Linked DNA regions of Homo sapiens: region 1 is linked to region 2. Evidence: chromatin loops called from intact Hi-C (ENCODE). Cell type or tissue: mammary epithelial cell. All regions are shown on one strand.

What was found. A loop is a pair of places that touch in the nucleus more often than their neighbours do. Peaks named below come from ENCODE experiments on the same cell type or tissue, not always from the same donor. Only the 100,000 strongest peaks of a DNase experiment are listed, where the experiment ranks them.
Region 1: it touches region 2 in a loop (7-fold over the local background); 3 of 110 quality-filtered maps call a loop at or near these places.

Annotation. Positions count from the first base shown.
Region 1 is chr13:105,922,255-105,930,254 of GRCh38, forward strand. No RefSeq gene overlaps it. Among named protein-coding and RNA genes, the nearest start is that of LINC00343, 220 kb to the left of the region's middle. In mammary epithelial cell, no CTCF peak of the experiment used is centred here; a DNase peak (open chromatin) is centred at 3,437; H3K27ac peaks cover 1,579 bases.
Region 2 is chr13:105,987,510-105,995,509 of GRCh38, forward strand. No RefSeq gene overlaps it. Among named protein-coding and RNA genes, the nearest start is that of LINC00343, 280 kb to the left of the region's middle. In mammary epithelial cell, a CTCF peak has its summit at 4,388; DNase peaks (open chromatin) are centred at 2,962, 3,262 and 4,212; H3K27ac peaks cover 2,950 bases.

The sequences.
Region 1 (8,000 bases), 65 kb before region 2:
GGCTTTGTGTGAGACGATTTTGTTCAACTGCAGGCTAAGTGTCCTTAGCACGTTTGAAGAAGGCTGGGCTAAGCTATGATGTTCAGTAGTTTAGGTGTATTAAATTTATTTTTAACTTACAATATCTTCAACTAATGACGGGTTTACTGGGAGGGAACCCATCTTCATTCAAGGACTATCTGCACGGAGTATCCACTATATGACAGAAACTTCAATAGAAAACCTGAAAAAATGTAACCTCGCTTAGCCCTCAATAAGCTTGTAATAAAATGAGGGCACACAACTATAGTCAAACAATTAAAATGCAAAAATGTCATGATTAAATAATATTGAGTTTCCCTCTGTGGGGATACTTTAGATAATGCTGAATGATGAACAGAAATTGGAAGAATTTTACAAAATGGGTGGAAGACCTTTCACACTGGGAGAACACAGGCATGAGGCAAAAACTGTGTGAGACAGAGGAAGCACAACTCTTCACTATGGCTGAAGGGAATAAGGAGTATGGGGTAACAGTGGGGTCACTGGGCTGTGAAGAGTATGGTACCTGCCAGGAAGGAGTCAGCACTCATCCTAAGAAACTGAAGAATGCAATCATGATCAGATTTGTATTTTAGAAAATCCCTTTAGCAGAAATAGAAATAAATGGTGGGAAGAGTGATTTGGGACAGGGAGATGAATCGGGCTATGTTTCTGTTAAACATTTGGAGTGAGAATAAGCAAAACCATGGGATCATTCTGAAGCTCTTCACAGAATATTCAGGTTTATGTAATGATGCATAGTTTAAAATCCAGTATCTAACATGGCTAGCATGTACAGCCTAGAGAGGCATGTGCAATGCAAATGAAATGTTAAGATAGAAGAGAAGACAAACATATTTTACTTGTAATGGAAATCATTTCAGATTATGTCCAGTTTTGTCTCAGGCTATCTCTCTGGGACTCCTTTCTAATTAGGGGGGAAAGGGGGGCGGGGGGGGGGCGGGCAGTTTTAGAAGTCCTAAGAAGGGAATATTGCTGTCATCCATAGAAGAAATGATGAAGATTTAAGAAAACGAAAGTAGACATGGAGAGAAATTGATGAATTCAAGTAATACCAAAAGGGTAAGATCAAGAGGACTTGGAGACAGTAGTGTGATGAAAGAAAAGAAGAAAAGAAGTCCAGGGTAACTGAGGTTTCTGCAGGAAACGTGAGAGCTGGAAAAAGAGCTGCAGATGTGGAAATGAAGAGGATGATCACGGTTGTAGTTGTACCAAGCCAGAAGTGGCCATGGGGCTCTGAAATGAAGAAACGATCAAGATACAAAATAAGAAGTCATTGCACGCATTGACAATGGAAGCCTGGGTGTGAATGAGGCTCACCCAGGGAACATGCACACAGTAAGGAGAGAAGAAAGCCAAGAGGTCTCCCAGGAAACATGGATATTTTAAAGATAAGCAGTGGAAAATGAGGCAGCAAATGAAATGAAGAAGGCAATTTCAAAGAGTGAGGAGAAAAGTCAAGGAGATGGATGTTATGGACATAAAGAAAAGGACACATTTCAAAAAGGAGGAAGTCAACCCTGGTAAATGGTGCCCAAAAGTCAAGAATGTTCTCTTGCTTTGGCCCCAGGAGAGTGAGAATGACCTTATGCAGGTAGTTACACTGGCGCATGCCCCGACAGAGGACAGCACTCCAAGTTTCAGTGAGCACCATGAGAAAGGAGAGCAGGACTTGACGGGTCTACTGGGAGGAGGGCCAACCACGGAGGGTGTTCATAGTTACAAACGTAGGCACTGCCTGTCATTCCACCTAAAAGGCCATGCTCAAGAGTCATGTAAAACACATGAAGACTGCAAACTTAATTGATAAATGTTGTGTGGGTTCTGACTGCTCCGCCAACTGTCTGTTTCTCCATCGGCTCATGAGGCTTAAGGAAAGAAGCCATCTCCATAACACAAGTGTAAGGCAAAGCAGCAAGTGCTGATGTAGAAGCTGCAGCAAGTTATCCAGAAGATCTAGCTAAGATCTGATGAAAGATCAACATGCCAGATATAATAATGAAAAAGTTTGAAACATCACGAGAATCACCAACAGGTGACACACAGACATGAAGTGAGCACATGCTGTTGGAAAAAATGGCACAGATAGACTTGCTTGCCACACTATTGCCACAAACCATTAATTTCTAAAACATGCAACTTATGTGAAGTGTAATAACGTGAAGCACAATACAGTGAGGTATGCCTGTATTTGACTGACCCGGGAATTCTGGCCTGTAGCTTCAAATCAAAATCCCAGGCCAGGCATGGTCGAAAACACACACACACACACACACACACACACACACACATACACGAAGGTATATCTTGGTAATTTTTCCAATTTATTTTACGTATACTTTTTTCTTTTAAAGCAGAAGGATCCACTAAAGACTGTTTTCTACAGTGCTCCTCTGAGAATGCCAATTTACTACTGCAGTGTTCACTGAGTGTTCCCCAGACGAGGCATCAAAGGATGACTTCTTGTTTAATCTTTCCAGACACAGTTTTTTTTAAAGTAGGAATTGTAAGTAATTCTGCCCTTATCCCTAAAATAATACACTGGGAAAATTGCATTCCTACATTTGCCATTGTTATTCAGTGCTGCGTAAGTTTGTGTTCACTCTCCCTTACGAGTGTCTCCTATCACTAAGCTCAGCCCATTTAAAAGGTGTCAGGAGGATGACCCACCATGAACTGTGCTGTTTTCCATGCCCCAATGACATTGATTCCATCAGTGACTGTCAGAGCTTGGATGGAGATCCAGTTTATGTCTAGTAGCACAAGTAGCAAGGAAGGCCATGTTACCAGTGCCTCCATCTGGACGTGTAGTAAGTGGCAGAGCCCTTTCTATTTCATCATAGTGGAGGCTGCGACTGTCTTGGGCACCAGTGCTGTGGCTACAAGGAAAGAGTTCTGGGGAGTTATTGGTGATACCCTATTCCTGGCTGTTTTTCAGTGTGGTATTAAAATTATTGATATACAATAATTATTTCTCTTAGTTATAAAAACTCTTTCTTTCTCATTTAGAAGGAAAACTACAATTGCTTCTCTTGAAATTGAGTTCTAATCAATAGTATGATTCTTTGCTGTTTTCTTAGCAACTCAACAAACCTTCAGTTTTATCTGGGTTTGTTGTACCATCTACAACTTACTGTTGCTTAACTATCTCCATCCTTCACACACACACACATACACACACACACACACACACACACACCCCTATACGTGCATGTGTGGCCCTCTTGCATCTAATAGAAAGTACAATGTATTTGTACATTTCAAAGGTAACCACTAAAGCATGATTCATGAGGCATTATTGGGGATCTCTTTGTCTTTACTATGTTGTAAAGGTTGCAGTGGTGCTTATGCAATTTGGTTCTATTCTTGGCATTGTAAAGTCAGTTTAATCTCATTCTCTACATCTGGAGGCTTTTGCAGAGCAGTGACTATTACATACTTAAGAGGATTGATATGACATGAATAGTGCTTGAGCGATTAGGTCTTGGAAGGGGATTTTGTGGGTGTGTCTTGCTTTCCTGTTCTATCATGCACTCTAGACCTCTGTAATACCTTTTTAAATAACTCTGACACATCTTTTGGGATCTTCCATAGCTTTTTTACATGCTTTTTTAGTCTTTTTATTAATCTCCTTACATAGACTGCCTTGTTCTTTGCAGACCATTTTTCACCAGGGAGCTGTTCTTTATTTTCTGTTTTCCATGGTCTTCTCATGTAGTAAACATTCCAGAACCCACTCTTTTCTTTTCTTTTTTTTTTTTTTTTTTGAATTTAAAAATTTCCTTTTTGGGCATAATGTCAAATTCTAAAAGTTTTTCAGGTATTGTTCTTAAATTCCTCCAGGGAGTAAGTGATAACTTACTTTCCTATATTTCCTTCACCTAAACTTGAAAAGTGAATTTCATTTTCCCTTAAGAAATGATTATGTTATTTCAATGTTTTGAATGGGATATTTCTGGACTGATACCATCGTTTCTGCTGGTATTTTTTTTCTGAATGCATCTTTTTTTTCTGAACTATTTCTGAATTACTCAATGTGTTGTTTCCTCATCAGCATATAAAGCTGCCCAGACTAAATGTGTCTAAGGCTGAGATGTCAATGTTTGCTTTGCATCCACCTTCATACTCATAACCTGGCAGGAAACATCATGTGAAAATACTCTTTATAAGGATATTAATTATTAATATATCTCTCAACTCCACTCCATGCTAGTTTCACTCAAAAAGCAAAGAGATTTAATGCTAAGGCCCCTGAGGCAGTGAGGGTGCCACCTCTCAAATTGTGATAATCTTGTCGACATTTTGATATTGGTTTGCAAGGAAAATCCCTTTTAGGTGATGCTTTTGGCAGGACAGTGACACAATAATTTGTACCACACAACCTCCCAGGTAAGAGGGGACAGAATGCCTGTGAAACAAATAAGAAGATTAAGTTAACATGGGAGTTCCTTCAAACAAAATAACTCAGTGACACCCAGAAGTGTCAGTGGAAATTCAGGGAGCACAGGTTTTCAAAGAACTTTTGTGTCAGAAAGGAGCTTTTAAATTTGAACAGCTCAGGAATTAATAAGATCTGGGCCAACAAGCTTTGGCTCTATCCAGACTGCTTGTGTACTGACAGCTTTCTAATGTGGAGACAGAAAAGCTCTGGGCCTGGAAAGGGAGGCCTGAGCAGACTCAACTGAATCCTCAGGCAAGGGAGTCTTGACATGGTGGTGTTTTTGACCAATTGTGATGAAATTTCTGTTTATATTATAGCTTTGAGGTTTTAATCTTTAGAAATAAAGCTGGATGGCTAGTATTTATTTAAATGCATTTTCTTCTATCTAGAGCAGTGGTTCTCAACCAAGGGTGATTGTGCAGCCACTTTCTATGAGATATTTGGCAATGTCTGGAGATGCCAACTTGGGGGAGGGGAGCTACTGGCGTCTACTGGGTAGAGACCAGGGATCCTGCTACACATCCTATGATGTACAGCCCAGAACTCCCCAACAAATAATTATCTATTCCAAAATTTCAGTAAGTCCAAGGTTTAAACACCTTTGTTTAGATCAATGGAATATACAATTACGTTTTTTTAACCTCATGATAGTCAAAGATGAAAGCATAAATTAATAATCAAAAATATACTTTGCAGTAATAATTTCTGTTTCTGTACAAATCCTGAGCACTGGTTTCAGTTTCTGCAGATCCTCAGCTGATGCTTACTTCAATTGGAGAAAGAAAAGAGCATTTCGTGTGAGACAGTAATTTCACAATGAGACAGGGTTTTCCATTCATCCATCAGGCCTAAAGCAAAACTAATTTTGTAGTAAATTGTATTTCTTTATTGATTTTTATGGAATCTGTGCCGATTATAATAAAAAACTTAATAATGTATGTAATTGTTGATTGTTTTCTAAAATATAATTATAAGCCAATTATTCATTCTCACACAGCATCAAATAACAGAAACAATGAAAGTAAATCCTAAACTTCCTCAATCTAAATTGCCATAATTTTTAAGGAACACAAAAGGAAATTTTTGTTTTTGTGTTTCTAGTGGAAACCTTGGAAGTTAGGCCTAAGCAATGAAAATAAGCCTGACTTCGGGTACCCCTTTTTCATATTTGAGAGAAGTGTCTTAACTCAGTAATCGATAATTAGCATAAATCTTTGCATGGAGATGAAAATGCATACTCTCTTTTTAGTTTTTAAAATGTCTAAATTGGTTATTTGCTAACTATGAGATTCATTCTTTTTTCTTTAGCTATTAAATGGACAGAAACAACATGGGTACTAAAATGTTTAATTATTCTGTATATTTAAAAAAAAAGTGTCCATTCAAATCAGTCTTCACGTAATGCCTTGATACTACAACTCTCCTCAAAGACTTGGATGTGGTCTTGGCCTCTGTCCTTCCACAGCAGAGTGTGGGTTGGCTGGGAAATCCCTTTTGGGGCATGGAGCTGACCTCAAGAAATGCACTGTGGGTGTGAGTGCAAGGGCCAAACAGTGTGCTTCCTTCTCCTTACTTAGTTTTGAGCCTCACACTTTCCCAAAGCAGCTTTTTCCATTTTCTCTGTGGGGATTTTACATAGGGACATCTTAAAAAACTACTTCTCTCATACAATTTCCTGTCCATAATACCTTTCACAAGTGGACATCTGCTTAATCTAGAAATCCAAAGAAAACAATGTCACAGTATCCTCTTGTCCTGAGTTCCTAGTCCAGTACAACCGATAATACAAGCAGGCGCTTCTAACTCCACTTTTTCTCTGGGAAGTTCATTGCAGCCGGTTACAGCCGTATGGTTCCTCTATGCACCCGGAAGCTGAAAGCCACATTAAGCCCATGAAGGGGTAACTCTCCCAGCTTCTATCAGGTTTTCCTTTCCCATTGTGCAATGATTTCCTCAGCCTTGCTGCCTACATTAGACTCCTTGCTTGCCAGTCAAAATCACTTCAAAAATGTCTACATTTTCAAAGGTTCCTCGCTGAAAATCAATTCTGTGGTGCACATTTCAAAATGGCCCAAGCAAAGGATGATAATGTAGCCACTGTGGCCCCTCCAGGTCACTTCTGTTCATTTCCCTGATTTTCACCATATGCTCCACCAACTCTGGCCACTGGCAGTCCCCGGATCACACCACACCAGGATCTCCCAGTAAGAAGGGGAACTCTCACTGTGCCCACTGATCAGACACCCGTGTCCTCAGCCTGGATCATTCTATTTCCAGGACTCAACCTCGCCTTGGACTTTCTCAACTTTCCCTGACACTCCAGGGTGACAAGTGGTCTGTTTGAGTTTATCCCCTGTCCAGACGGCTTTCTGAGGCAGGGACAGGCTCTTAACAGGAGTGTCTCCCCAAGCCTGGCACATTGCCTGGTGCACAGGAGACTGAATTCATAAAAGAATGATGGGATGAATCAACAGACCCATGCTGAAACCTCAATCTAAAAAAGAAATTACAAAATCAAGTGGAGAAAGCTACCTATTTGACAGGGAAAGCTACAGATGATGCTATGGACTGAATTGTGTCCCCCCGAAATTCTTGTGTTGAAGCTCTAATCCCCAATGTGGCTGTGTTTGGAGAGAGAGCTTTTACAAAGATCATTAAGGTTAAACAAAAGCATCAGGGTGGGGTCCTGATTCATTTGGGTTGGGGGCTTTAAAAGAAGAGAAATAGACACCAGGAGGAAGGGCCATGTGAGAACACAACAAGAAAATGTTCTTCTGCAAACCAGGGAGACAGGCCCACAGAGAAACCAACCTTGCCAGCAACTTATTCATGGAAGTCCAGTCTGCAGAGCTATGTGGAAGGAATTTCTGTTGTTTAAGCAATCTAGACTGTGGTATTGTGGAAGCCTGTGATGGTGAATATTGAACGTCAACTTGATTGGATTAAAGGATGCAAATATTGTTCCTGGGTGTGTCTGTGAGGGTGATGCCAAAGGAGATTAACATGTGAGTCAGTCGACTGGGAGAGGCAGACCCACCCTCAATCCGGGTGGGCACCATCTCAACAGCTGCCAGTGTGGCCAGAATAAAAGCAGGCAGAAGAACGTGGAGAGACTAGACTGGCTTAGCTATGAGCCTACATCTTTCTCCCATGCTGGGAGATGCTTCCTTCCTGGGAACATCAGACTCCAAGTTCTCCAGCTTTGGGACTCGAACTGGTTTCCTTGCTCCTCAGCTTGCAGATGGCCTATTGTGGGACCTTGTGATCTTGTGAGTCAATATTCCTTAATAAACCCTCCCCCCTTTTTTGAGATGGAGTTTCCCTTTTGTCACCCAGGCTGGAGTGCAATGACATGGTCTCGGCTCACTGCAACCTCCACCTCCCAGGTTCAAGTGATTCTCCTGCCTCACCCTCTCGAGCAGCTGGGATTATAGGCTCCCGCCACAACGCCCGGCTAGTTTTACATTTTTAGTAGAAATGGGGTTTCCCCACATTAGCTAGGCTGCTCTTGAACTGC
Region 2 (8,000 bases):
TCATCCCCACTGTCTGGCAATTCTGCTGTTAGAAGTGTATACCGCAGATGTATTCTTAGACATGCACGAAGAGTATAAACAAGGATGCTCAATGCAGCCAAAGTGTTCAATCTCCCTAAATGAACATCAGTCAGGAGATGCACAGCATTGTGTATCCATATGAAGCATGCTTATACAGATGAGACTAAGGTAGACCATACTTACAGACAGTAAATGAATAAAATAAAAAGCAATGAACATAGTATGCTCCTGTGGAGTTTACTTTAAAAAAAAAAAAAAAGATGAGATAGACAACAAGTGAGAGTATATTAGTCAGAGTGCTCCAGAGAAAGAGAACCAAAAAGATACAATAGGATACAGATATATATAGAAAGAAATTGAGATGAGAGGGAAAGAGAGAGAGTTTAAATAATGGGCTCATACAGTTATGGAGGCTGGCAAGTTCAAAATTTGCAGCGCAGGCCAGTAGGTTGGAAATGCTGGCAGTTGTTCATGTTGCAGTCTTGAGTCCAAAGGCAGTCTGGAAGTTGAATTCCTTCTTCTTCTGGGGACTTCGGTCTTTTTTCTGAAGACCTTCAACTGATTAGATAAGGTTCACCCACCTTATGGAAGGTCATCTGCTTTGCTCAAAGTCTATTGATTTAAACATTAATCACATCTATAAAATACCCTCATAGAAGCATGTAGACTGATATTTGACCAGTTAACTAGCTAGCATAGGCTAGCCAAATTGATACATAAAATTAATCATCGCAGATAGATAGGTAGATAACTATATAGATAGGTATGCAAAAGAGATACAGAGAGAGATAGATAAAAGATAGCTACATATACATATATAGTTAGAAGATAGCCTATTAGTTCATTCTCACGGTGCTATAACGAAATATCTGAGACTGGGTAATTTATAAAGAAAAGAGGTTTAATTGGCTTACAGTACTGCAGGCTATACAGGAAGCATGTTAGCATCTGCTCAGCTTTAATCATGGTGGAAGTTGAAGGGGAAGCAGGTAGGCCTTATACGGCTGGAGAAGGAAGAAGAGAGACAGAGCGGGCAGGTGCTGAACGCTTTTAAACATTCAGATTGTGTGAGAACTCTATCATGAGAACAGCACCAAAGGAGAAAATCTGCCCCCATGATCCCATCCCCTCCCACCAGGCCCCACCTCTAACACTGAGGATTAAAATTAGACGTGAGATTTGGCATAGCCTAGGAGATACAGTATGGCCTGTTGTTTCTGGGCTACAAACCTGTACAGCGTGCGACTGTATGGAATACTGTAGTTAACTGCAGCATCATGAAAAGTATTTGTGATTCTAAAATAAACATATCTAAACAGAAATGATGCAGTTAAAAACACAGTATGAAAGACAAAAAGAGAAGGTATATCTGTACATGGCACTTACAACAGATGGAGCTTGTTGGACTGGAAGTTGCTCTGGGAGAGGCAGTGAGTGAGAGGTGGGTGAATGTGAAGGACTAGGACATGACTGTACCCTACTGCAGGCTTTATAAACTCCATACGCTTAGGCGACACTCAATTCATTTTTAAAATTTCTTTATTTAATAATAAATTAACCTTAGCTTATGATAACATTTTTGCTTTATAAATTCTTAAATTTTTAAAACTTTTAACTCTTTTGTAATAACAGCTTAAAATACACATTGTACAGCTGTACAAAAAGTATTTTCTTTTTTTATATCCTTATTCTATGACCTTTTTTCACTTTTAAGATTTTTATTTTTTAGTTTTTAAACTGATTTGTTAAAAATGAAAACACAAACACACACATTAGCCTAGACCTACACGGGGTCAGGGTCATCAATATCACCATCCTCCACCTCCACGTCTTGTCCCACTGGAAGGTCTTCAGGGGCAGTATCGTGTATGGAGCTGTCATCTCCTGGGATAACAATGCTTTCCTCTGGATACCTCCTGAAGGACCTGCCTGAGGCTGCTTTACAGTGACTTTCTTTTTAATAAATAGTGGGAATACACTCTAAAATAACAATAAACCATGTAGTGTGGTAAATACATAAACCAGCAACTAACACAGTCATTTATTATTATCAAGTATTAGGCGCTGTATATATTAATAGCTGTATGTGCTAGACTTTTCCATGACTGACAGCACAGTGGGCTTGTTTACACCGACGTCACCACAAGCATGTGAGTTGTGCTACAATGGTGCAATGGCGGCAGCATCACTCAGTAATAGGAATTTTCAGGTCCATTAGAATCTTACGGCACCTCTGTTATGTATGTCATTATCATTATATGATGCATGACCATGTAAAGCAACCCTAATCCTCACAATCCCTCAAGGTGAGCATTGTTCTTGCATTTTCGAGATGGGGAAGCTAAAACATAGAAGCCAGTAACTTGTCCAAGATGGTGCAGCTAGCAGGGGGTTACCGTGGATCCCCTGAGGGACAGTCTGACTTCTGCGTCCCCTTGTGTTCTTCCTAGGTCCCCTGCTGCCTTTCCCAAGACTGTCAGCACCAGCTCCTCGGCACCACCACCGCCCACTGCTCTCAGGTTTCTTTGGTGCCTCTATCTCTGTCTGCTATGTGGCTCCATTTTTTTGTCTCCTTCCCTCAGAGGTGGGGTTTTCAAGGGTAGAATTCTGAAGTCAAATTTATCTATCTTCTTTACTACTGTTTTCTACAGTATTCCGTACAGTTGCTTGCTGTACAGGTTTGTAGCCCAGGACCAACAGTAGTAAAGAACAGTAGATTCTAGATAGATAACTCCTGGGCCTACCTTCACAATAATTTATATCTATAATTTATATTGTTTAATTGGTGATTTCCAAAATCTCGACTGCCTTAAGTATCATTTCTGTTATTCTACTAGAAACATCCGGCTCAGGGATTCTCCACCTTAACCCTATTGACATTTTGGGTCAGATGAGTCTTTGTGGTTGGGGTTGCCCTGTGCCTCACAGGATGTTTTCCCACTAGATATCAGTAGCACTCCCTGGCTCCAGATGGGACAACCAAAGTGTTTGCAGACATTCCCAAATGTCCCTTGTGGGGTGGGGTAGGGGAGTGGTAAAATTGCCCTGCTTGAGAACTACTGAATTCTAACTGCATGTCCTGCCAGCCATTTGACCTAAATTAAATTCTTCCCCCAAATATCCCATTTTTCTCACTTCCTTATTTCTCTTTGTGGGTCTAATTTTTCCTCAGTCGTTCAAGCTCAACATGTCTGTGCTATGTCTGACTCAGCCCCCACCCCCCATCCTCCACACCCAACCCATCACTAAGACTCATAGCATTGACTTCTACTCCCAAGCCCCTCCTTCCCTTTCCTGTTTATCTTTTAGATTCTGGCCTCTGTGATCTCACATTAACGCCAATAGCTTTTTTCTGGTTTCCCTATCATTAATTCATCCTATCCAGTGATGATAGATAAGGTTTTCTCAAAGGTAGCTTGTAGTATGTTCCTTCTTTCATTAGAACCTTCAGTGTTTCCCAATGATAGACCAAATTAAGTACAAATTGCTCACTCTTGCATTTCAGAGCCTCCACCATATGGCACCAACTCCCTTTCCAGTCTCAGTTCACACATCTCCTCTACAAGTACCAACAGGGTGGCTCACTGCTCATCAAAAGTGGGCTATGCATATGCCCTGATGCCTTTTTCTCATGCTGTTACCTCACTTGGTGAGTTCTCCTCCACAATGTTCCCCTAAAAAAGCTCACTCTTCTTTCAAAGCCAGTCTGATATTCCACAATATTCACAAATCATTTTTTTCTGGTTGACCCAACAGAATGTATTCACTTTCCCATCTGAATCTCTGCAGCTGTTCATACTGCCTCTTCTGTCAGGTTACACATCATCCCCTGGTATAGCCCGTGTAGTGTTAATAGTATCTGCTTTGCCAGATTGTAATCTTAATGATGGCAGAACTATGGTCATATTCTTCTTCATACACTCTAGTATTTAGCACAGCTATATGCATTTTAGATGTTCTTAATTATTTGTCTAAATGAGTAATAACAGTGAACTTACCTGCTTACTATCTTAACACAGTTCCTCACCATTCTTTTCTTAAATAATTGGTTTCTCAGCTGGTCTTTTGACTCATGTCTTTCCAACCCATTCTCTGCCTGGTACAAAAGTCACTTTCCAAACACAAGTCTGATCATGCTGACCCTGACTGAGAACTTGGAATGGCTCCCGTTGCCTAGAGGATGGGTGCAAACTCCTTGGTATGACACACAAAGCCCTCTGTATTCTGGCTACTGTGGTTTGTCTCAGCAGTCCTCCCTCCAACTGCATTCTTGCGACATGCTAAGTTTCCAGTTCCAGCTGTCACGCTGCTCCTTTCCCCACATCTCCCATACCTTTGTTTGTACTGCTCCTTCTGCCAGGAATGCCTTCTGCCAAGAATGCCACCTACAACAGCTGTTTACTTCTCACTACTATGCAAGGAGGGCCCTGGCCTTCCACACCATGAGCCTCCTTCCAGGGGCATCCACTGGGCTCTGCACGTACTCCTGCCACAGCTCCTGTAATATTTTGCTGTGTTGACTTTTCATGCCTGAATCCAGCTGCTCACAATGAGCACATAGAGCAAAATGAACTGTGTTTTATAGTCCTTTGCCTTTCAGATGCCTAGATAGTGCTGACAATGGAGGAAGCTAATGAAAACTATCTTGCCCAATGACTGATGAATGGATGAATCCAAAGCAGAAAACCAGTCTATTCTAGTCACCAACTAGAAGAGTTTGTTTCATAGATTATGTATGTCAGTGTTTAAAATGCCACCAACAAACTCTGTTTATTTTGTGAGACCTGAATGTCTGACATCATTAAGAGGAGAGATCAGCTGAGCGAGTCTATTAGCCAGTGTATTGCCATTTTCAGTTTTATATTTAAAAACTTTTAAAACCACATTAGATATTTCCCTGACTTGGTCAACAGGATATTCCGGAAATAATGTTACTCTCCTCCTATAATGGAGTTATCATTATGAGAATACATTTCTATATGAGTTTTAATTAATTTATGCCTACAGGTACCATAAAGAAATCACTCACTGCTGTTTATCTGTCTTTCTCTGTTTATCTGTTTATCTGTTGCCAGTTTATCTGTCTTCCTCTCTGCTTCCAGTAAGTTTTGTTTTCTTTTCCTTTCCTTTCCTTTCCTTTCTTTTCTTTTCCTTTTTCGTTTCCCTTCCCTTCCCTTCCCTTCCCCTCCCCTCCCCTCCCCTTCCCTCCCCTCCCCTTTCTCTTTTTCTCTTTCTCTTTCTCTCTTTCTCCCTTTCTTTCTTTCTCTTTCTTTCTTTCTTTTCTTTCTTCCTTCCTTCCTTCCTTTCTTTCTTTCTTTCTTTCTTTTTTCTTCTCTCTTTCTTCCTTTCTTTCCTTTCCCACAAAGTTTTGCTCTGTTGCCCAAGCCAGAGCACACTGGCACAATCTCAGCTCACTTCAACCTCCGCCTCCCTGGCTCAAGGTATCCTCCCACCTCAGCCTCTGAAGTAGCTGGAACTACAGGCATGTGCCACCATGCCCACCTAATTTTTGTAATTTTGGAGAGACAGGGTTTTGCCATATTGCCCAGGCTGGTCTCAAACTCCTGGGCTCAAGCTATCTGCCTGCCTTGGCCTCCCAAAGTGCTGGGAATAGAGGCCCGAGCCACCATGCCCAGTCACAAGCAGGTCTTCTTCTTCATTCCTGTTAGGATATCTACTTAAAGCTTCTCTCCACTTTGCCCTTGAACTACTTCTTGACACTTTACCTCTGTCCTGCATTAATCTTATGACTCAAGGGAGCTGTTAGGGAAACCAGAAAATCAAAGGTGTTAAATCACATACTGTCTCAGCCTACTTGCACTGATGTAACAAAATGCTGTAAACTGGGTAGCTTATAAATAACGAGATTTGATTATTCTTAGCTCTGGAGGCTGTGATCGTGACCAAGGCACCTGCAGAGAACCCCCTTCCTAGCTCATAAGCATCCATCTTCTCGTTGTGTCCTCACATGGTGGAAGGAGTGAGGGGTCTCTCTGGGGTCTCTTTTGTGTGGGCACTAGTCTCATTCATAAGGGATCTGCCCTCATAACCTAATCACTTTTTAAAGGCCCCACCTTCAAATACCATCACATTAGAGAACTTGGCTTCAATATGTGAGCTTGTGGGGAACAAATCATTCAGTCTATAGCACGTACCTAGTCAGACATTTATGAGTAGGTACTGTCCTGAGATGAGGATATTTCTGTCTTCTGAAAAAATATGTGTGAGCTGTATAGGAACTGATTTGTTTGTGTTGCAATGGCTGGTATGTGTATTTCTGGTTTAAGCTCTGATCCTAGTTCTTAATGCTGCCAGAAGCCTGACCATTTAGGGTTCACCTGCCATTGGAGAGAGGGAATTCAGCATGGTCAATGGAAGTTGTTTTACATTTACATTTTGTGGCCTAATCCTAAAGAGTTGGAGTGGAAAAACAGGTGAAGGACAAACCTTCAATTCGATATGCCTGGTTGAAAAGAGGTTGGAACTGAAATAATAGCAAAGATGTTGTAAAAAGCAAAACAAAACAAAACTTTCAAAATAGCATGAACAGAAGTTAACAGATTAGAGATGACCAAGAATCTACAAAGGCAAATCTTGGAGTTATGAATAATGGAATACAAAAGGAAGTCTATACCTGTTGTAACTATCAAGGATGAAGTAAAAATGTAACTTCATCATCTTGAAAACAATTGAAAAAAATGAATAATTACAATTAAGTCATAGTTGATATATATGGCATGCTTAACAAAATAACTCGCTTTCCAACGAAAAGAAATATACGTTCAGAGGAAGGAATCTATCCAAAAGAAAGATGCAACAAAGTTGAGACTGGAAGGAGTCATGGCAGGCCCTGGTCTCTGAATGGTGAGAACTAATATTTACCAGGCCTGTACTATACGGCGGGCCCCATCTGGAGCAACTCAGGTGGGGTCCACATGTCTTATCCCTCAACAGCCTAGTTCAGACATGTCCTTCTGTGGCAATGGCATTGAGAAAGATTGCAAGTAGTAATGTGCAGGTGCGTTTTCAAGCCTCCGCTAGCATCCCATTGTTTATAGCAAGTCATAGGACCAGGACCAGGCCCAGAGTCAGAGTGGGTGGGCATGACAACATTACGTTCCTGAGGGTGTGACAGAGGGTGGGACAAAGAATGGCCCCTGTTGCAGCCTATCATGCTGTAGATGAGATCAGTTGGGTCACTTACAGAAGGTCATCAACTTCTCAGAGGCAGAGCCTGGATTCAAACTTAATCTTTCTGATCCAGCCCCTCCCAATCCACAGCTCCAGGAACCAGGAGAGGTTACAGCCCACAGGAGAGCTCTTAATGTATCATACTATGAAAGCCTGCAAGTCGGTTGGTAAGCAAAGTGTCAAAGAACGTGTGGGAACAATGTGATTTTAAAGAGGTGGAGCAGAAAGTCCAATTAAAAAAGAAAAGTAGAAGAAATTAAAACCAAATGTAAGACCTTAGAGATAAAGTCATCATGATAGCACAGCTTGTGAAGCACAGGCTTCTAATTTTGCAAAAGAACAAAAGCGATCTGGCAGGAGAGTAAATCATTTTATGAAAGTAATAAAAAGAGGAATGAGATAAGGGCAAAAATCTGAGTTTACAGCATTTATATTTCAAATGTTATTAATTTGTTGTGTCTAGATTTTATTTCGCATTAGGTTAGGAGAAGTCTTGAAAATGTTCATCAGGTAAATAGATTTTAGAGAACAAAATGCTATACAATGGACCTTCTTGACATTCACTAACAAAAATGCACTTTGCAAATTATAAACCCCTTTGGAAATCTGGGGAATTTTTATAATAGCAGAGCCAACCATCTTTCTTGAATGAACTAGACTAGGCAGTTGACCTGAGGCACCTTCTGTTTCAGGATGTTACATGCCTTTGAAGGAAAGAAAATAGCTAAGTTAAATACATATATTCGATGACTACTTTCTTAAAAGTAATCCTGATTTTCCATTAGAGT